4 separate regions of the Homo sapiens genome follow, and regions 1, 3 and 4 are each linked to region 2. Evidence: chromatin contacts called from ENCODE Hi-C or POLR2A ChIA-PET data. All regions are on one chromosome and are shown on one strand. The core of a region is the stretch at or near the end of the contact, and the rest is flanking DNA. Distances in the headings are between cores, read along the strand shown.

Region 1 (5,043 bases), core at 1,417-3,916, 590 kb after region 2:
CATTATAAAACAGTGTTTCTCTATGTGGATGGATTTCTTCCCAGATTCACATGAAGAGCTTGTTACGAAAGTATATTCCCAAGCCCCATCTACATTCAGAATCTTTGGGGCTAGATCTCCAAGAATCTTCCTTTTTAATTAATCTCACAGATGATTCTTCGCCATGTTGGAGTTTATGAATCACAGGCTAAATTTGTGTCTTCTTCTAAAAATGCAAAGAGAAGCAGAGACCCCTAGAGAATTGCATAAGTGTGCCCTAAACAAACCAAGAGGGTTGACGAAGTCTGTTCATCTTCTCTCTTGTCTCAAAGTATCCTTGTTTCTTTGTAACTTCCTCCCAATACTTTATTTTGAAAATGTTCAAACATACAGAAATGCTGAAATAATTGTACAGTGGACACCCGTATACTTCACCTAAATATTACCATTAATATGTTACTGCAGTTGCTTTATTAGAGATCCTTGTTGTTGTTGTTTTTTTAACAATGATTTTTTTTTTTGAGACGGAGTCTCGGTCTGTCGCCCAGGCTGGAGTGCAATGGTGTGATCTCGGCTCACTGCAAGCTCCGCCTCCCAGGTTCACGCCATTCTCCTGCCTCAGCCTCCCGAGTAGCTGGGACTACAGGCGCCCGCCACCACGCCCGGCTAATTTTTTGTATTTTTAGTAGAGATGGAGTTTCACCGTGTTAGCCAGGATGGTCTTGATTTCCTGACCTCGTGATCCGTCCCCCTCGGCCTCCCAGAGTGTTGGGATTACAGGCGTGAGCTACCGCGACCGGCCTGCTTTTTTTTTTTTTTGAGACGGAGTCTCACTCTGTTGCCCAGACCGGAGTGCCGTAGCGCGATCTCAGCTCACTGCCACCTCCACCTCCCGGGTTTGAGCGATTCTCCTGCCTCAGCCTCCCGAGTAGCTGGGATTACAGGCACACGCCACCACGCCCGGCTAATTTTTGTATTTTTAGTAGAGACGGGGTTTCACCATGTTGGTCAGTCTGGTTTCGAACCCCTGACTTCAGGTGATCCACCTGCCTCGGCCTCCCGAAGTGCTGGAATTACAGGCGTGAGCCACTGCGCCTGGCCTATCACAAATCTTTTATCCATCTCTCTAGTCATCAACTCATCTTAATTTTGGATGAATTTCAAAGGAACTTTTAGACATCAGTAGTGTCTAATTTGGGATGATAGTGACTTGAAGAATAATGGGGCAATGAATCCTTGTAGCCCTGGTGAAAATACAGTGGCCTTCCTTGTTGGACAGAATTGGTGGCATCTTGGCCTTGGGAGGACATTCAGAGTGCATGTAATCAGAGACAGAAGGGTAGTTCTGGCTGGTTGTAGGTGGCCCCTGCAGGGCAGTATCTACTTGTCTCTATTCATTTGAATGGGAGCTTTTGTTTGTTACTGGAAGAAGAAAGGGAGGTTTGGGGCCACGGAGAAGATGTAGCAGCTGATGGCAGCAGAAACCCCTTCTCTCTTCCATGGGTTTTGAGACTCCAATGGAGAGATGAGTTAGAAGCTGACGTTTTCTGGGTTAGCGTTTAGCAGCAAGGTTTCGAGTCAGACTGCTTAGGCCTGCATTCCAGCTGCTCCTGGCTGTTTGACCTTGGATATGATTTCAGCCTCTTGGCCTCAGTTTTCTCATTTGAAAATGAATGTAACCGACTTTATACTGTCGAACCTACTTTATATTGTTGTGAACATCCTGTAACTCAATCAACTTCAGTTGCTAAAATATAATTACATTCCTTGACAAGTTCACACAAAATTAACATATGTGACTGTAGCAGTTGGTGACCAAGAAAGAGAAAAAGGAAATGATTTTGAAAAGTGAGCCTAAATGGAATTTCGGGAGACGCGGGAGGGAGCGATTCTGAAAGTCCTTACAGACAACTCATTGTACTTCAAATGAAATACGAATTCTTCCCTTGGTCTGCAAGGCCTCCACATTATCTGGCCTTTGCCTACATCTCCAACATCTCCTTTCCTCCCGTACTTATTCCTAGCGACACAGGCCTTTGGGCTTCAGATTGAGTCAAACTCATTTGGTCCTCGGGACATTTGCACTTTCGTGAAAGGCTCTCCCCAGAACTTTACAAGCCTGGCTTCTCACACTTTGAGTCTCATTCAATTCAAAGATCATGGTCCTCAGAGAGGCCTTTCCTGACCACTCAGTTTAGTAGTGGCCATTTAAGTAGAGCACCCAATTCTCCATCCTTTTTTCCTTCTCCTTCCTCTTCTCCTCCTCCTCCATCTTCTTTTTTTTTTTAATAAATTTATCAAGCCACCAGAAATGCTGAATCCATTATTTTCGTATCATATTTTCACGTCACTTATCACTATCTGAAATTGCTATCCATCTGTTTTCTTGTTTATTGTCTGTCTCTGTTACTAGGGATCCTGTGATTTTGGGTAGTACTTGGCTGTCACCCAAGTACCTAGAACGGGGTTCACTGCACACCGAAAGTACGCAAAAATACTAAGTGAATGAATGTCAGGAGGATGAAAGATGGAGGGAGGTGAGAAATCCATCAAAGGCTCACAGAAAGAACTCAATTCTTGGATGAAAGTCGGAAGAATCCCAACAGCTAACAAGCAAATTTGCTGAGAGGGGGCGGGGCGGGCCAAGGGCGGGGGCGGGAAGGGGCGGAGTCAGGCGGAAGCCGGGGAGAAGGCCCAGGAAGTGACGGCCGCCTCCCGGCTACCGGGGACTTCTGGAGTCCGAGAAGTCAACGGCGCGGTTGCTGCGGCCGCCGCGCTCCCCGGCCCGAGGCGATGGAGAACGGAGCGGTGTACAGCCCCACTACGGAGGAGGACCCGGGCCCCGCCAGAGGCCCCCGGAGCGGCCTCGCTGCCTACTTTTTCATGGGCCGGCTCCCATTGCTCCGGCGCGTTCTCAAGGGCTTGCAGCTGGTGAGTCCGCGGTCAGGGAGGGCGAGCCCGGGCTGGGGAGCGGGGTCTGGCCCGGGCTTGGGAGGCCGCCGAGCTCCTTCGTTTCAGCTTGGTTGTTCAGTAAAAGGAGGTTTCCACACCTCTAGTTCCTTCCCTCTCAGCCTGGGGAAGGGGGCGTTACCCTCCGCCCTTCCGCCGGGCGGCCCCTCAGTCCCAAGGCTCTCCCCATCGGGATCCCACGAACTGGGGCCACCCAGCCTGTTAGGCGGGCTCAGGAAATGCGTCGGAGACCCAAGTCAGCCACTTCAACATCTTTCACTCATCCTCTATGGCGACTTTCCTCTCTTCTCTCTGCTGCTACCCTGCATTATCGCCCACAGTGCCTGTATTTAGACTGTGAAGCGCTGTTTATCTTTCTCTGGCTCTTGCGGTTTTCCTGCTGCGAGCCCATGGGGGCAGTTTAACTTGCTGGACAAAGTCCTGCGATACCACGCGTGGCATTGAGATGTGTGTGTATGTGTGTCCGGTAAATTGTCTTCTAAAAGTTTTATATTGACTGGAAAAGAATTATTTCAAAATTGAGCAATATGGGTTCTAAGTGGAAAGTCAAAAGGACAGCTTTTTGTAAGTATGTGCGGATAGCTGAACTAGGACATGGTATGCATCTTTCCATTTTATTGAGTTTATTTTAAGCAGTTGAAGTACCATAAACCTGTTCGTGAAAACATCAAAGCATCTTTGAGATTTAAATTATTCACTTTACAGTCGTGTTGGCTCCTATGTACTGTTCCAACCACTGATGGTTGAACCAGTTTAGGAAAAATAGAAACAGTTTAGGTTCTATTTCTGCAATAGAACCAGTTTAGGAAAAATCCGAATGCTTATGATGTTTATGAGTTTTGTCTTACTTTGTTTTGTTTTTTAACCATTCTAAGTAAAAATTAGCTCATTGGTTTCCTTGGAAAGAACTTAAATTCTTACAACTCAAATGACCCGAAGTTAAATTCTTAGAACTCTAGTGACCTACTTTTATTGAATAGAAAAACAGAAGTCGGAAAATCGGCACTGCTGTTTAGCGATCAAAATGATCACATCTGCTGATGACTGGGAAATCATTTGAAAGCAAGTGATAATGTGGCCTATGGAACCCAGTAGGATCTGGCCTTATCTTTCTCCCAGTCTCCCTCTAGGTGGTTCCACACTGGCCACCTTTAATTTATTACGAGGCATCAGGGGCTCTTTCCTGCCACTGTTCCTTTGCATAAGCTGTTCCTTCTACCTTCTTCCTTCTTCCTTCTCTTCTCTTGTCAGCTGTCACATGATGATTTTTAGGTATTAGCTGTATTTCTCTGCAGTAAAGCTAAAATTTTCTACGTGAATAGTAGAACTCTTTAGAACAGAAAAGAATATTCATCTGAAGCTTTTTTTTTTTTTTTTTTTGAGACCGAGTCTTGCTCTATCGCCAAGGCTGGGGGCAGTGGCGCAATCTCGGCTCACTGAAACCTCCGCCTCCCGGGTTCAGGCAATTCTCGTGCCGAGTAGTTGGGACTACAGGCACGCACCTCCATGCCCGGCTGATTTTTTTTTTTTTTTTTGGTAGAGACGGGGTTTCGCCGTGTTGACCAGCCTGGTCTCAAACTCCTGACTTCAGGTGATTTTCGCCCTCCGGGCCTCCCAAAGTGCTGGGATTACAGGCGTAAGCCACTGCGCCCAGCCCATCTGAAGCATTCTTGCTGCTCGAAAAAAATCATCTGTATTGGTTTGCTGCCCACAAAATCTCCTGTTTTCAGTTGCCTTTATTATTTTCTTTCTAATAAAAAGTGGCAAAGCTAAAGTAAATTTTCTGATTACCTTCTTATAGTTTAGTAAACTGTAGTTTCGTATCTTTGGAATAGAACATAACCAGTTTCCTTCCTTATTGCTGTTATAGAAGAAAACATGGAACACAACCAGAAATTTTTGTGGTAAATGTTATACTTGGACACAGAGAAGATGAATTTGCCTTAAAAGATCGTTAGACTATTATTAGTTCTCCATCATTCATAAGAAGAAATGGAGAAAAAATAAAAACTAATATCTCTTTATGAAATCCATTTATTTGTTTATGGGGAAATTGTCATGTTACAGGAATGCTTTCTTTAATGTGGAGATTTA
Region 2 (4,925 bases), core at 1,459-3,958:
ACAAAACAAAACAAAAAAAACAAAAACCAACCCCACAAAACTTTATTTATGGACACTGACACAGGAAACTTACAACATTTTCAAATGTCATAAAATATTATTCTTTTGATTTTTTTTCATTCATTTAAAAATGTAAAAACCATTTTTAGGTGGCAGGCCATAGAAAAACTGGCAGCAAATTGTGCCGATTCTTAGTAAAAAGAATTTTAAAAAGAAAAAGAAAAACAGGCAGCAGGCCAGATTTGATCCTCTGCCCTTAGTTTGCCAACTCCTGCTCTAAACCCTTTCTACCTCAGTTCAGTTAAAAATACCTATTGCATATGATAACCCTGAGTGTACAGAGTAGGAAAGAAGGTAGAAGAAGTTGAATCTGCCATGTGTTAAGGATTTTTGTTTTGTTTTGTTTTTAAACTTCGTTCTGCAATAATTTCAGGCTTAGAAACAAAAAGTTGAAAAAAAGAGTAAAAATAATTCCTTCATTGATTTTCCAAATGTTAACATTTTACCACATTTGCTTTTCTTTCTCACGTTCTTTTCATGCCTGGAATACCATTTCTCTCCCTCTCTCTCTCTCTCTTTCTCTCTCTCTCCATTTTTTTTTGTGAACTGTTTGAGAATCAGTTGCAAAGATGATGCCCTTTTGTTTCCTAAAAAACAAGGATGTTCTTTTATATAACCATTACCAAAATTACCATTACCGTTACCCAAATCAATACACTAATACAAAACTATTATTTAATATTTAGACCGTGTACCATTATCAAAATCAGAAAGTTAACATTGATGCGGCCGGGCACAGTGGCTCATGCCTGTAATCCCAGCACTTTGGGAGGCCGAGGTGGGCAAATCACTTGAGGTCAAGAGCTCCAGACCAGCCTGGCTAACATGGTGATACCCCATCTCTACTAAAAATACAAAAATTAGCCAAGCCTAGTGGTGGGTGCCTGTAATCCCAGCTACTTTGGAGGCTGAGGTGGGAGAATCACTTGAACCTGGGAGGCGGAGGTTGCAGTGAGCCGAGATTGTGCCACTGCACTCCAGCCTGGGTGACAGAGTGAGACTCTGTCCCCCCACCCCCCCAAAAAGGAAATTAACATTGATGCATGGTACTAATCTAACCTACAAGTCTAATTCTGATTTCATCAACTGTCCCACTAACATCCTGTATATACCAAGCTTCTTATCGTCATCATCTCTGGTAATTTCCCCAATTATCCAGTGAATTTGATATTATTAGCCCTGCTTTACCAACAAAGAAACTAAGCTCAGAGAGGTTAAGTAATTTGCCCACAGTTACACAGACAGTAAGTGGCAGAGCTGGAATTCCAACTCAAGTGTACTTCCTCCAGAGCCCTTGTTCTTTAATACTGAACTAGAATTGCAGAGCTTGGAAAGGACTTCACAGTGCAAGGACACGGAATTGGTACTACAGGCATGAAAAGAAGCCAGGCACGGTGGCTCATGTCTGTAATTCCAGCATTTTGGGAGTTCCAGGCAGGTAGATTGCTTGATCCCAGAACTTCAAGACCTGCCTGGGAAACGTGGTGAGACCCTGTCTCTACAAAAAATACAAAAATTAGCCGGGTGTGGTGGCGCACGCCTGTAGTCCCAGCCACTTGGTAGGCTGAGACGGGAGAATTGCTTGAGCCCAGGAGGCCAAAGCTGCAGTAAGCCGTGATTGCGCCCCACTCCAGCCTGGGTGACAGAGTGAGACCCTGTCTCAAAAAACACAAAAACAAAACAAAAAAACAACCCCCCAAACCAAAAAACAAAAACCTAAGAAAAGCCAGTAACTGATACTTTCTCAATCTCTCAATGAAATGTCCTTTCTGATACTTTCTCAATCTCTCAAGGACATGTCCGGTAGGAAAGGAGAAAGGAGTGAACAAATAGAATTTTGGCTACTTTGTTATACAATGTAAAAAGGCTTTTTGGAACACCAAGGCATAAACTAAGGTTATTTTAAAAAAGAAAATTTTTTTTTGATACGGAATTTCGCTCTTATTGCCCAGGCTGGAGCGCAATGGCTCGATCTCGGTTTACTGCAACCTCCACCTCCCGGGTTCAAGCGATTCTCCTGTCTCAGCCTCCTCAGTAGCTGGGATTACAGGCGCCTGCCACCACGCCCGGCTAATTTTTGTATTTTTAGTAGAGACGGGGTTTCATCATACTGGTCAGGCTGGTCTGGAACTCCTGACCTCAGGCGATCCGCCCGCCTCGGCCTCCCAAAGTGCTGGGATTACAGGCGTGAGCAGGATTTTCATTCTAACAAGTTCCAGGTGAGTTGATACAGTGGCTCCAGGGACCGACCACATTTTGCTAACCCCCGGCTTAGAGTTATTCAAAGAGCCCGTATATGAGACGCGGATTCCATCTAGGGCGTTTAGGTTTAATGATTAACAATTTCCCTCTTCTGCTCTCTCAAGGCAGCCAGGGAACAGGGAGACCATGATTCATGTCCAATCCCCGAGGCGCGTTATCAAGCTGCTGAAAGCAGGCCCTCCGGACTGCAGTTCCAAAGGGTCCCTTCCCAGGGAAGACGCCTGCAAAACCCAGATAGTACTATCCTGGAGTCACGCGGCGGCGCGCAGCCTCCTAGCCGCCCCCACCCGCCCGGCTCGGCCACAGCGGGGCGGGGCGCGGGGCTGAGCAGGCGCGAGGGCTGGCTGCTGGGCCGACGAGGGGCGGTGCCAGGCCGTGGGTCCTTAGTCAAGTGACGCGAAGCGGCCGGCCTGGGCGCCGACTGCAGAGCCGGGAGGCTGGTGGTCATGCCGGGGTTCCTGGTTCGCATCCTCCCTCTGTTGCTGGTTCTGCTGCTTCTGGGCCCTACGCGCGGCTTGCGCGTAAGTCTGCGGGACCCGGGTACGGGGAGGCATTGCTAGGGGACAGGCTGGCGGGGAACCGGGCTGGGGTCGCAGCCACCCGCGGTCCCGCAGGGCGGGGAGCCTGAGCCCCGAAGTGCCCCCCAGCAGGCTCGCGGCCGGCGGAACGCAGGCAGTGGACCGGCCTTCCCGTCGGGGGCGGGCCGGGCGGGGCGCGCGTCCTTCCAGGCAGCTCGGTCGCTTGTGCGTTCCGCTCCGGCCGCCCTTTGCGCTTGGATCCACTTCCCCATCTGTAACGAGGTGTTGAGACGAGGTGCGTGTAAACATTTCCTAAGTTGGCTTTCCGGGAGGGGATTCCAAGTTGCGCGGGTTAGAGGGTGCCTCCGGCTCTGGTTTGGGGCGCCCTCGCTTTCCCAGTTGGTGCTCTGCGGAGCGCTCCGGAAGGAGAAAAATGGGGTCAGGAGAGGCCCTTGCAGTGGGAACATTGGGTTATTTCCCCTCTGGGTGCTCTCCCTCTTCGTGCATCTTGTTCCTTTCTCACCACTCCCCGTCGCCTGCCCTTTGGCTTGGGTTTTTCTTTGTATTTGTGGGACCGTTTTCCTTCGGCGTTTGGGGGTCCAGGTTGAGGGGGGGAATAGGCAGGCTGCCGGGGGATGCCATCGTTGATCGGGGCAGGGCTGGCGAGGCGAATAGGTGAGGTGCGGGGCGTGCACAGTTGGTGGGAGAGGAAGGACAGCTTCACTCGCTGCGTCCGAGCTGAGGCGACTGGCTGAGGGGCTCCAAAGCGCTGCCTGGGGAGGTTTGCATCACACCTGCGGAAAGGAGAGTGGGTAGTTGCAAGCTGCTCCTCTGCACGTTCCGCGGACCAACTTTGGTTCCTCCAGGGTGTAGGTGGGCTGAGCCTGCAGTATGCTTTAAGTAAGAGCTGGTAGCATTTGACACCGTTGACTTGTAAGTTACACCCTTTAATAACGCTTTCAATAACGTGCCTAGGGCAGAGAAAAGTGGTACATTTATCTACAACCAAGATTGAACATCTTAAGTATTTGGAAAACAGCTGCTGAAAATGTTTTCATTTTGGGAAAAAGTCAGCACAGATTATTTGCTGCTCCCTCTTCACCCCGTCTGTGGTTCCCCTACCCCAGTATGTAGACAGAGTTTTCTTGTCCAGAAGGCCCGTAGGACCTTAGGAGTCAGAGCTAGCCAGCTGTGAGAACCACTGGGGAAGGTGGAACTGGGGCACAGTTCAGGAGAACAGTGGCAGGGTAAGGGGCTAGGGGAAAGGCAGATCTTAACCAGTATCTGGGAGTGGGGGTAGGGAGAGAGAGAAGGATTTATGAACCAGGAACAGGTGGACAGGGTCAATCTGTCTGATGTGAGCTCATCAGTCTTGTGCAGCGTCATTGGGTCAGGGTGGATGCCCTGTGGCTGCCATACCTGAGGCCCACACAGGGAGGCTGGCATCACCCCAGGAATTCTCATTTCAGGTGCCTAGGTGTCCCTCTTGGGCTTCTGTGCCCACAGCTAAAGAAAGATACCAGCAGTCTAGCTTTCCATTATCTCCTTGTTTACATTTCTTTAGGGTTCACGCCATTCTCCTGCCTCAGCCTCCCGAGTAGCTGGGACTACAGGCGCCCGCCATCACACCCGACTAATTTTTTTCTTTTTTTGTATTTTTAGTAGAGACGGGGTTTCACCATGTTAGCCAGGATGGTCTCGATCTCCTGACCTCGTGACCCAGCGGTTCTCAAATTTTAACTAAATTTTAGCTGTCCTAGAAATTAAGAGAATATTCCTTTTTTTTTTTTTTTTTTTTTTTTTGAGACAGAGTCTCGCTCTTTTGCCCAGGCTGGAGTGCAGTGGCACGATCTTGGCTCACTACAACTTCCACCTCCCAGGTTCAAGTGATTCTCCTGCCTCAGCCTCCCGAGTAGCTGGGATTACATGCATCCACCACCATGCCTGGCTAATTTTTGAATTTTTAGTAGAGACAGGGTTTTACCATGTTGGCCAGGCTGGTCTTGAACTCCTGACCTCAGGTAATCTGCCTGCCTCGGCCTCCCAAAGTGCTGGAATTATAGGCGTCAGCCACTGTGCCCAGCC
Region 3 (5,018 bases), core at 712-3,211, 990 kb after region 2:
GTGATGTTTCACTGTTTTTGGTACTCTTTGGTTTTTGTTTTTTATTTTTTGTTTTGTTTTGTTCTTTTGAGACAGGGTTTCACTCCCTTCACACAGACTAGAGTACGATGGTGCAATCTGATTTTGGCTCACTGCAACCTCTGCCTCCCAGGCTCAGGCGATTCTGCTGCCTTAGCATCCCAAGTAGCCGGGACTACAGGCGCCTGCCACCACACCTGGCTAATTTTTTGTATTTTCAGTAGAGACGGGGTTTCACCGTGGTCTCAATCTCCTGACCTCGTGATCCCCCTGCCTCAGCCTCCCAAAGTGCTGGGATTACAAGCGTGAGCCACCATGCCCGACTAATATTTTATTTTTTGTAGAGGCGGGGTTTTGCCGTGTTGCCCAGGCTAGTCTCAAACTCCTGGGCCCACCTCAGCCTCCCAAAGTGCTGGGATTACAGGCATAAGCTACTGCGCCCAGCCCTGGTTGTTAAACAATGTGAATGTATTATTCAATCAAATATCATTATGGTTTTAAAAATTAGTTTTTAGGCAGGGAGCGGTGGCTCACACCTGTAATCCCAGCTACTCAAGTGGATGAGGCACAAGAATCGCTTGAATCCAGGAGGTGGAGGTTGCAGTGAGCCAAGATCGCACCACTGCAACAGAGTCTTAGTATTGACTTAGCATATGCCAGGCACTAGGGTAGATGCCATTCTCAAAAGTTGGGAGACAGATAATCAAATAACTCCTTATAATGCAGTGATGCAGGCCAGCAATAGGGACACAGAGAGAGGCCACTGGCCTTGCTGGGATGGAAAAGTGAAGAACCAGGTAAGGTTTCCTTCAATAAGTACTTTCTGGGCCAAGTCTTGAAAGAGTAAAACTAAGACCAACTACCTAGGACCAGCTGCTGCAGCACTTCTGATGCCTGTCACGCCACAGAAAAACCGGTAAACAGAAGCACTGAAAGGACATCATCACTCTTAACTATTGTACACCAGTCCCTCCAATGTGGCAGAGTGTACAGCAATGAAAAAAGGCTTGGAAACACCAGATGCTACACTTTGCTTCCTTCCCCCTTCACACCCCCACCTCTACATTCACCCAAACACACCAGAGAATCCCACAGTGTACGTTTGATTAAGGGTACTAGAAGAACTGACATTTCTAATGTGCTCTATAAAATGTTAAAGTCAAATAAGGCCCCAAAGAGACGCAAAGCTTCGCAAACATCTCGGCAAGGGAGAATTCTCAACGCCTCAGGGAGAGCGGCCTGTTGAAACTTGGATTTTCTTCCTGATACGACGCGCCTAAGATAGTGGACCTATCAGAAGCGGGGGCGAGACGGGCACCTTGAAGGGCAGAGCATGCCCCGCCCGTGACCTGGGCAGCAAGAGCCCTTTAGCCCTCTCCGCCTCGGTTTCCTCAACACCGAAACTGCAGTAAGAATGCTCGAGCCTCCACCAAGTCCTTGACCCAGGAGATCCGCCGTGGAGAACGGAATACGCCCTTAGGATATTGTGCAAAACACCCAGGCGTGGCAAGCAGGTGGCTTCTGTGCGCTCAGTAACGGGGGCGCAGACAGGTGCCCGCGTGCTCGGGGTGCCCTCTCTCCGCGCTGTCCCCCGCACGCACGCGAGCCCAGCGCCTCCCGAGCGAGTGCCCCGGTGCGGCCTCCTCGGGCGCACGGTGCCCAGCCCAGCAACGAGGTCGCCCACCCCGCCTCCCTGCGCGCAGTGCCCGGTGCCCACGCCGCAGCATGGGGCGCGCAGCCCTCACCGCCCGGGAGAGGCGCTTCCTGGAAGCGGAGCCCCGGCCTCCAGCCCGCCGCCGCTCACCAGTTCCCCGAGCCCACGATGCACACTTTCAGGGGCGCCGCTGCCATGGCCGGGCCGAATGTAGCCGCCTGGACCGTGCTTCCCTGGCCGGCTGCCCACCTCCGCCTGTTCAGCCTTGCCCGCAGCGGCTGGCGGCGGCCCCGCCCCTTTCGCCTCTCCGCCAATGGTCGCGGCCACCCCCGCCCGGCGCCGGGGGCCGCAGCTGACAGCGGGGCAGGACCCGCTTCGCCACTCCCAAGAACCACTGCGCACGCCTGGCCCCGGCCGGCCTCCAGGCCCGGCTCCGGCACCGCCCCGCCCTGCCCGAGGCACGTCGGGACATGTAGTCCTCACCCCCCGTCGCTGCGCGGCCCTAGGCAGCAGCTCCCGCCGCGCCACATGCAGGCCCAGGCCACTGAGCAGCGACTCGCGCCCCTGGTTCCCGGTGGAGGCTGCACTCCATCCTCATGGGTGGAGCAGACCCAACCAGCTTGCCGTGGTGCCCCCTACACGCTCCTTTTTCCCTACTCGGGAAGGGCTGCCACATTGCCATTTGGAGCCGAGAGAGGCTCCTAGGTTGACTCTCAAGCCGACCAGACTTGGGGCAGAGCTCGAAATGCCCACCCGACCTTGTCATCCTCTGTTTCATTTGCACAAACAAGACACAGCCTGGCACCTCTGAACTTCTTAGAGAACTTGGATCTTCAGAGGACTTTGGAATTTGGCTGAACAGTACCTGCATTTCAAGGATGACACCTTTTCTAGTTAGAGTCAAGATAGAAACTTGACCTGGTGCAGTGGCTCACACCTGTAATCCCAGCACTTTTGGAGGCCGAGTCAGGAAGATCACTTGAGCCCAGGAGTTCGAGACCAGCCTGAGCAACATAATTAGGACCCCCCACCCCTCTGTACAAAAATTTAAAAAATTAGCCAAGCATGGTGGCACGCACCTATAGTCCTAGCTACTCAGGAGGCTGAGGCGGGAGAATTGCATGTGCCCAGGAGGTCGAGGCTTCAGTGAGCCAGGATAGGGCCACTGCACTCCAGACTGAAGGACAGTGAGACCCTGTCTCAACAAAAAATAAATACATAAAAATAAAGGGAAAAAGGTAACAACAGCTTGCATTCAGTGGGTGTCACCCTCACACGCTTACTTGGCAGGAATTGCTTTACCATTGTCTTTGCCCAGGGCCTGACTTATCCCTTGCTTGTGGTTTGTTTGCATTTGTGAGTAACACAATGCTCTCCTCCTTGACAAATAGAATCTTAGTTTGTTCATTCTGAGCATCAGTCTCTGCCAGGCACTGTGCTAGACGCTGTCAGAGTAGGACAAAGTCCTTTAAACCAGTGGTTCTCAAACTCTGCTGCATATTAGTCACTGGGGCTTTTAAAAATCCCCATGCCCAGACACCATTGCAGGCCAGTTACATCAGAATGTCCCATGGTGGGATCCAGGCATCAGGATATTTACTTATTGACATATATTTTTTGAGACAGTCTCCTTCTGTTGCCCAGGCTGGAGCAGAATTTTTTAAAGTTCAAGAGGTAGTTGCAAAAGCAAGCCAAGATTGAGAACCAGAAGACTAAAATATCAGTGGATTCTGGCTAAAGAAACAAATACTCTAGTACCTACAAAAAACTAAGCCTAGGCCGGGTGCCGTGGCTCACGCCTATAACCCCAGCACTTCAGGAGGTCGAGGCAGGCAGTTCACCTGAGGTCAGGAGATGGAGACTAGTCTGCCCAACTTGGCAAAACCCCGTCTCTACTGAAAATACAAAAAATTAGCCAGGCATGGTGGCAGATGCCTGTAATCCCAGCTACTCAGGAGGCTGAGACAGGAGAATCTCTTGAACCTGGGAGGCGGAGGTTGCAGTGAGCCGAGATCTTGCCTGGGCGACAAGAGCGACACTCCGTTTCAAAAAAATGATAGTAATACTAAGCCTATTAGTTTGATGCTCAGAGAACTGTTATTTTTGCTTTTTTCTCTACATTGTATGAAATATTTATTTGTGTTACTTATGATATTTACTTAAGGAAATACTTAAAGGGAGCTGGTGAGTCAGAGCAGTCTTTCCATCCCCTCACCAATGGTTTGTTCTCAATTATTTGCACTAATGCAAGGATACATGCAGGGATAATGGGAAAGATGGACTAGTAAAGCTTTATTAATCCTTTCTGTATTTGTGTAACAGAACGCATTTGTCAAATTGAATAATGAAGTCATGTCCTTGGGTAGTACACATACACTGCAAATATTTATGTTATCTAACTGAACTAGGGTCCCTTCACCTGACACAGTAAGGCCAAATACCCACACCAAGGTTTGCAGAGGGAGAAAGAAGGGTGTTTATCTGTAGGGTACCAAGCAAGGAGAATCAGGTAGCTCCTCCTTGATGGCTGGCAAGTAAGGGTTTTTAAAGGCAGCTGGGGGCCAGGCGCGGTGGCTCACACCTGTAATCTCAACACTTTGGGAGGCCGGGGTGGGAAGATTGCTTGAGCTCAGGAGTTCAAGACCAGGCTGGATAACACATACCGTGTCTCTACAAAAAATTAAAATTAGCTGGGTGTCCCAGCTAGTCGGAATAGGCTGAGATGAGGGGATTACTTGAGCCTAGGAGGTCGAGGTTGCAGTGAACTGTAATTGTGCCACTGCACTCCAGCCTGAATGAAAGAGCAAGACCCTGTCTCAAAAATAAAAAGTAAAATAAAGGTGCGTGGGGCAGAGGTTACAGGCAAAGTCATAAATCAATACATGGAGCTACACATTGGTTTGACCTAAAAAAGCAGGACATCTCAAAGTGGGGGAGGGGGACCCACAGGTCATAGGTGAATCAGAGATTTTCTTTTTTGCAATTGGTTAAGGAACTTTAGACAAAGCTTTGTCTAAAAATTTGGGGTCAGTAGAAAAGAACGTTAGTTCTCAGCCTGGGCAGTATAGGGAGACCCCATCTCTACAAAAATAATTTAAAAATTAGCTGACCATGCTGGCACAGACCTGTGGTTCTAGCTACTTGGGAGACTGAGGTGGGAGGATTGCTTGGGCCTGGAAGGTGGAGGTTGCAGTGAGCCATGATTGTGCCACTGCACTCCAGCCTGGGCAACAGAGTGATACACTGTCTCCAAAAAGAAAAAATAAAAGAAAAAAAAAGAATGTTAGTTCTGATTTGCAGACATGACTTTCAGGCCCCTCTGAAAGACGTTGAAGAACAGTGGTCA
Region 4 (4,799 bases), core at 414-2,913, 680 kb after region 2:
GATAATAATCAAATATACTACAAAGAGTTAATGAGTTAATACAAGGATTAAATGAACTAATTCAGGCAAAATATTTAGAACAGCCTGGTACTGCTCCAGTAAATGCTCAACAAATGTTAGGTATTAAAACTTCTTTCAGAAGTTTCTTGGGAGGAACAAATAGGATAATGTTTGAGGTCTTGGCACAAAGTAGCACAAAAATGATGATTCCTCTAAGTGCAGTGTGTTGTCACCAGGAGATGAGCAAGATATGAGGACAGCTTAGACACGGACCCTGTCCTAAAGGGTAAGGAGCTTAAGATCCAGACACAAGTAACGACAACAAAACAGGGGATAAATACCACCAGAGAGCTACAATTTGTGAGGAATAGAGGAAGGAGAAGGTCAGGCATGTCCCGTATGAAGAGCAGACATGGCCCTGGTGTGGACTCCACAAAAGCATTCCAACACACAGAGAAGGGGAATCAGAGGCTTCTGGCAGTGGGAACACAGCCACAGAAGGCATAGGGGTGGGAAAGCACAAGAGTATATTTGGGAACAAGAGGGTTGTTGTCCATGTTAGGCAAACTGCACAGGTATGTGAAGAGGTGTGATGGGAAGCAAAGCTGGCGGGATGGGGTGGGGATCAGATTCCAGGCTGAGGAAGTAGATATGCTAGGTGGGCGATGGGGAGCCAGTGAAGGTTATTGAGCAGAGAAGAGCCACAGCAGAATTGTTCTTCAGGAAAATGAATCTAGTAGCAGGTGGACTGGAGATGGGAGAGAAAAGACACAGAAGTCAGTTTGTAGGAGGCTGTGTCAGTTCTAGCAAGGCAATGGGGACTGAAATCAGAATAGTGGCCAGAAGAAAAGGGAGAGGAGCTGGGTGGGAGAGGAGGGCAGCAGGTGGCAGGAATGTCCCAGGGAGCCTCCAGGGACCCAGGCTGCACGGTGAGGTGGGGAGCAGGGTCGCCTCCAGTGGGAGGGTCCAGACAGCCGGTGAGACCAACAAAAAAACTTCCCTGGCTGGCTTGGCTGCCTCAGATTGTTGACAACATGGTCAAGCGATTCCGTCTGTGCAAACTCTGCCATAAACTAAACCGCTGAGTCAAGCAAGCAGGCAGCAGGCCTTGCCACTTCTGCAGGCCATTAGCTGGCCCCCTCTCCTGCCCCCAGACCCAGTTCTGAGGAACAACTCCCCAGAGAGGGCCTCTCCCACCTGCTCTCTGGCCGCTGCATTTTTTAGGGAACAAAAAGCCAGCTGTGGTAAACCGCCCTTCAGTCAGGCAGACAGTGGGACTATGGCGTGGACACCTTGCCCCTTTCTTCCTCCTCCAGCCTTTTCAACCGTGTCCCCAGTTCAAAGGCATGATCATTGTGACCTGCAGGCCCAGGTACAGCTGAAGTCATTTCAGAAGGCTGGCGTAGAGTCAGCCCTCCCCTGCTGCCTGCATTCTCCTTTGCTTTCTCACTTTTGAGTCATCTGAGTGCCAAGTGAAAACAAAGACCTCCCTTCAGAAAGTTCCCCACCTCATTGGGCTTCACTTTTTAAAAATAACCTGTTAGGCTGGAACCTGGCCACTCCCTACATTTCCCCTCACCCGGCCTGCGGGGTCATTCTCAGGCCTCCTTGCCACTGCAAAAGCCTCCTGGTGGAAAGACAAAGAAGGCCTTTCAGTCCCCATGAAGCAGGCTCTGCTTCTGCCCTGATCTGGATGCATCTGGAGGAAACAGGGAGGCCACAAAGAGACATGGACGAAAGGTTCATCCTCAACAATACCTCCTCTCATGTGCCTGCTAATGGAGAACTAGACTGCTCAGATAAACACAAATAAACTGTTCTTCTAAGGTGACAACAGGGACCCAGCACTTGGTAGGACCTCAATAATGTGACGCAAATCAATTTGAATCTAGCTACTGGACTCAAATACTTCTTCCTACATCCTGTTCCTGAATTGAGCTGCATAACTTCAAGTTTTTCTAACATGTAGGCAAAAAGGAGAAACAGATAAACCCAAAAGAACACCAACCACACAGAGAGGAAAGAGAGACCAGGATTCAGAATAACCCACACTAGACCATGAATACATGAATATCTCAAAAGGAAGGACGCAAAGTGGGTTGAGTCATTAACAAGCTTACAGAGAAACTCCAGGCTATCAAAAACCCTCCATAAAATATTAGCATATCATATCCAACATATATAAGAAATACAAATGTACCACAGCTAAGGTTTATCACAGGAATGCATGAGTAGTTCAGTACTTCCAAATGTTTCAAATGTATATGCCTTATGAACAGACAAAACAAGAAAAGCCATATATTCGTATCAACTGAGACAGAAAAAGCGGCATTTGACAAAATTCAATATCCAGTCATGATTAAACAAAACAAAACAAAACTTTCAGCAAGCAAGGATAGGAGGGAACTTCCTTGACTGAGAAAGGGCATCTAAAAACCAACCCACAGCTAACATGATACTTGATGAGATACTGCATGCTTTCCCCCAACACAGGGAACAAGGAAAAGATGTCTTTTCTCACATTCTTATACTGCTGGAAGTTGCAATAAGGTAAGAAAAAGAAATAGAGGCATATGGATTGAAAAGGAAGAAACAAAACTACTTCATTGGTAGACAACATAATGATCTATGTAGAAAATCCCAAAGAATCTACTAAAAACCTCCTTAGAACTAATAAATAACTTTAGTAATGTCATGAGATACAAAACCAATTTACAAAAATCAACTGCATTTCAATATCTTAGCAATGAACAACTGAAGTTAAAAATTAAACACAAAGGAGAGGACTATTTACAATAGCAGCAAAAAGGGAAATATTTATTAGGTATAAATCTAACTTTACAATATGGTGAAAATGATAGAACACTGGTGAAAGAAATCAAAGACCTAAATAATTGGAAGGGCTCACCGTGTTCATAGATATTATTAATTCATGATATTATTAATGAGCCAATTCTCCCCAAATGGATATGCAGGTTCAACACAATTTCAATCAAATCCCAGTGATAGGCTTTATTACTGTTATTTTTGTAATATTGGAAAACTGATTCTAAAATTCATATGAAAAGGGCAAGGAATGAGAATAACCAAAAACAACTTTGCAAAAGAGCACTATCCAATTTCAAGATTTACTATTAAGTTACAGTAATCAAGACAGTGTGGTACTGGTGAAAGCTTAGACAAATAGACGAATGCAGCAAAACAGAGTCCAGAAATAGACCCATATGAATATAATCAGCTGGTCTTTTGAGAGAAGTGTAAAGTAATTCAGTGGAGAAAGGATATCCTTGTCAACAAGTAGTGCTAGAAAAACTTGATATCCATATATAAAACAACGACCCCTGGCCCATACTTAACCCTTATGCAAAAATTAATTCAAAACGGATCACAGACCTAAAATATAAAACTGTAAAACGTCTGGAAGAAAACGTAGGAGAAAATCTTTGTGACTTGGATTAGGAAAAGAGTTTTTAGATAAGATACTGAAAACACAATCCATAAGGAAAAAAAACTGATAAATTAGACTTTATCAGAGTTAACTTTTGCCCTGCTCTTTCGAGAGACTAAGAGAAAGAAAAGGCAAGATATAGAGCAGTGGAAACATTTTGTAAATCCCATTTCTGACAAAGAACTTTATCCAGAATATACGAACAATACTCAAAACCTAAAAATAAAAAACCAACAAGCCTATTTTTAAAAATGGGCAAAAAATGTGAATAGATACTTCACCAAAGAGGCTATGTGGATGGCAAATAAGCACATGAAAAGATGTTCAACATTATAGTCTTTAGGGAAATGGAAATTAAAACCACAATAAGGACAGGCGCGGTGGCTCGCAACTGTAATCCCAGCACTTTGGGAGGCTGACGCAGGTGGAGCTCTTAAGCCCAGGAGTTCGAGACCAGCCTTAGCAACACAGGGAAACCTGGTCTCTACAAAAAATACAAAAATTAGCTAGGTGTGGTGTTACACGCCTATAGTCCCAGCTATTCAGGAGGCTGAGATGGGAGGATTGCTTGAACCCAGAAGGTGGAGGTTGCAGTGAGCTGAGATCATGCTACTGCACTTCAGCCTGGACACCAGGTGAGAACCTGTCTAAAATAAATAAACAAACAAAAAAAAAACCAAAAACAAACCACAGTAAGATATCATTACCTACCTATTTGGATAGCTAAAATTAAGCAAAACCCAAACTAGAAAATACTGATAATATCAAATGCTGGCAAGTGTGGTAAACAACAAGAACTCTCATACACTGCTGTGGGAATGCAAAATGGTATAGCCACTGTAAAAAACAACTTTGCAGTTTCTTATACATTTGAATATATACTTAACGTACGACCCAACAAAACTACAGATAGGTATTTACTTAAGAAAAATGGAAACTTACATTTATACACCCAAGAAAAACCTGTAAATGAATGTTTATAGCAACTTCATTCATAATCGCCAAAATCTGGAAACAGATGTCCTTCAACTGGTGAACACACACATATCCATATCATGGAACACTACTCAGTAATAGAAAGAATATTTTTATTATCCAAGTGATAACATGGATTAATTTAAACCCCTTTTCCTAAGTGAAAGAAGCCACTCCCAAAGCTACATGTTATATTATTCCATTTATACGACATTCTGGAAACAGTAAAACTATAGGGATGGAAGACAGATCAATGGTTGCCAGGAGTTACAAGGTGGGGAAAGGATTGACTATGAAGGGGCAGCATGAGGGAATTTAGGGTGATGGAACTGTTCTGTACACACTGTGGTGACGGATCTATAACTCTATGCATTTG

What was found. Hi-C counts contacts between places; a loop is a spot of excess contacts on that map. ChIA-PET counts read pairs that join two places held with the same protein, here RNA polymerase II (POLR2A). Pooled maps may share reads with other maps.
Region 1: a pooled map shows a loop between it and region 2 (6-fold over the local background). The contact joins the promoter of CMTM6 here to the promoter of TMPPE in region 2. A Hi-C loop is called at or near these places in 1 of 168 maps with a recorded cell type or tissue (GM12878), 5 of 37 single-sample maps with no recorded cell type and 13 of 50 pooled maps. POLR2A ChIA-PET finds 5 or more read pairs at or near these places in 4 of 52 experiments (GM10248, T-cell and activated CD8-positive, alpha-beta memory T cell).
Region 3: a loop to region 2 is called in a map of naive thymus-derived CD4-positive, alpha-beta T cell, with 8 times the contacts of the local background. The contact joins the promoter of GPD1L here to the promoter of TMPPE in region 2. A Hi-C loop is called at or near these places in 1 of 168 maps with a recorded cell type or tissue (naive thymus-derived CD4-positive, alpha-beta T cell) and 8 of 50 pooled maps. POLR2A ChIA-PET finds 5 or more read pairs at or near these places in 1 of 52 experiments (B cell).
Region 4: a pooled map shows a loop between it and region 2 (2.6-fold over the local background). The contact joins the enhancer-like site here to the promoter of TMPPE in region 2. A Hi-C loop is called at or near these places in 2 of 37 single-sample maps with no recorded cell type and 2 of 50 pooled maps.

The regions. Positions count from the first base shown.
Region 1 is chr3:32,500,475-32,505,517 of GRCh38, reverse strand. CMTM6 (CKLF like MARVEL transmembrane domain containing 6) reads left to right here and starts at 2,666. Exons shown (of 4, transcript NM_017801.3): 1 at 2,666-2,910. The coding sequence starts at 2,773. RefSeq lists silencers at 2,566-2,655, 2,726-2,955.
Region 2 is chr3:33,094,929-33,099,853 of GRCh38, reverse strand. TMPPE (transmembrane protein with metallophosphoesterase domain) reads left to right here and starts at 2,708. Exons shown (of 2, transcript NM_001039770.3): 1 at 2,708-3,135. It overlaps GLB1 (galactosidase beta 1), which reads left to right and starts at 2,708. Exons shown (of 16, transcript NM_000404.4): 1 at 2,708-2,843. The coding sequence starts at 2,769. RefSeq lists a silencer at 2,511-3,120.
Region 3 is chr3:32,103,563-32,108,580 of GRCh38, reverse strand. It overlaps GPD1L (glycerol-3-phosphate dehydrogenase 1 like), which reads right to left and starts at 1,961. Exons shown (of 8, transcript NM_015141.4): 1 at 1,823-1,961. The coding sequence starts at 1,869. RefSeq lists silencers at 1,559-1,698, 1,819-2,228.
Region 4 is chr3:32,417,140-32,421,938 of GRCh38, reverse strand. The region is part of intron 1 of CMTM7 (CKLF like MARVEL transmembrane domain containing 7); the gene reads right to left. Among named protein-coding and RNA genes, the nearest start is that of CMTM7, 28 kb to the right of the region's middle. RefSeq lists enhancers at 1,509-1,588, 1,679-1,748, 1,809-1,868, 1,100-2,299. Within about 2 kb of position 1,663, at least 24 of the 41 ENCODE cell types and tissues checked have a DNase peak (open chromatin) inside an H3K27ac peak, as active enhancers do.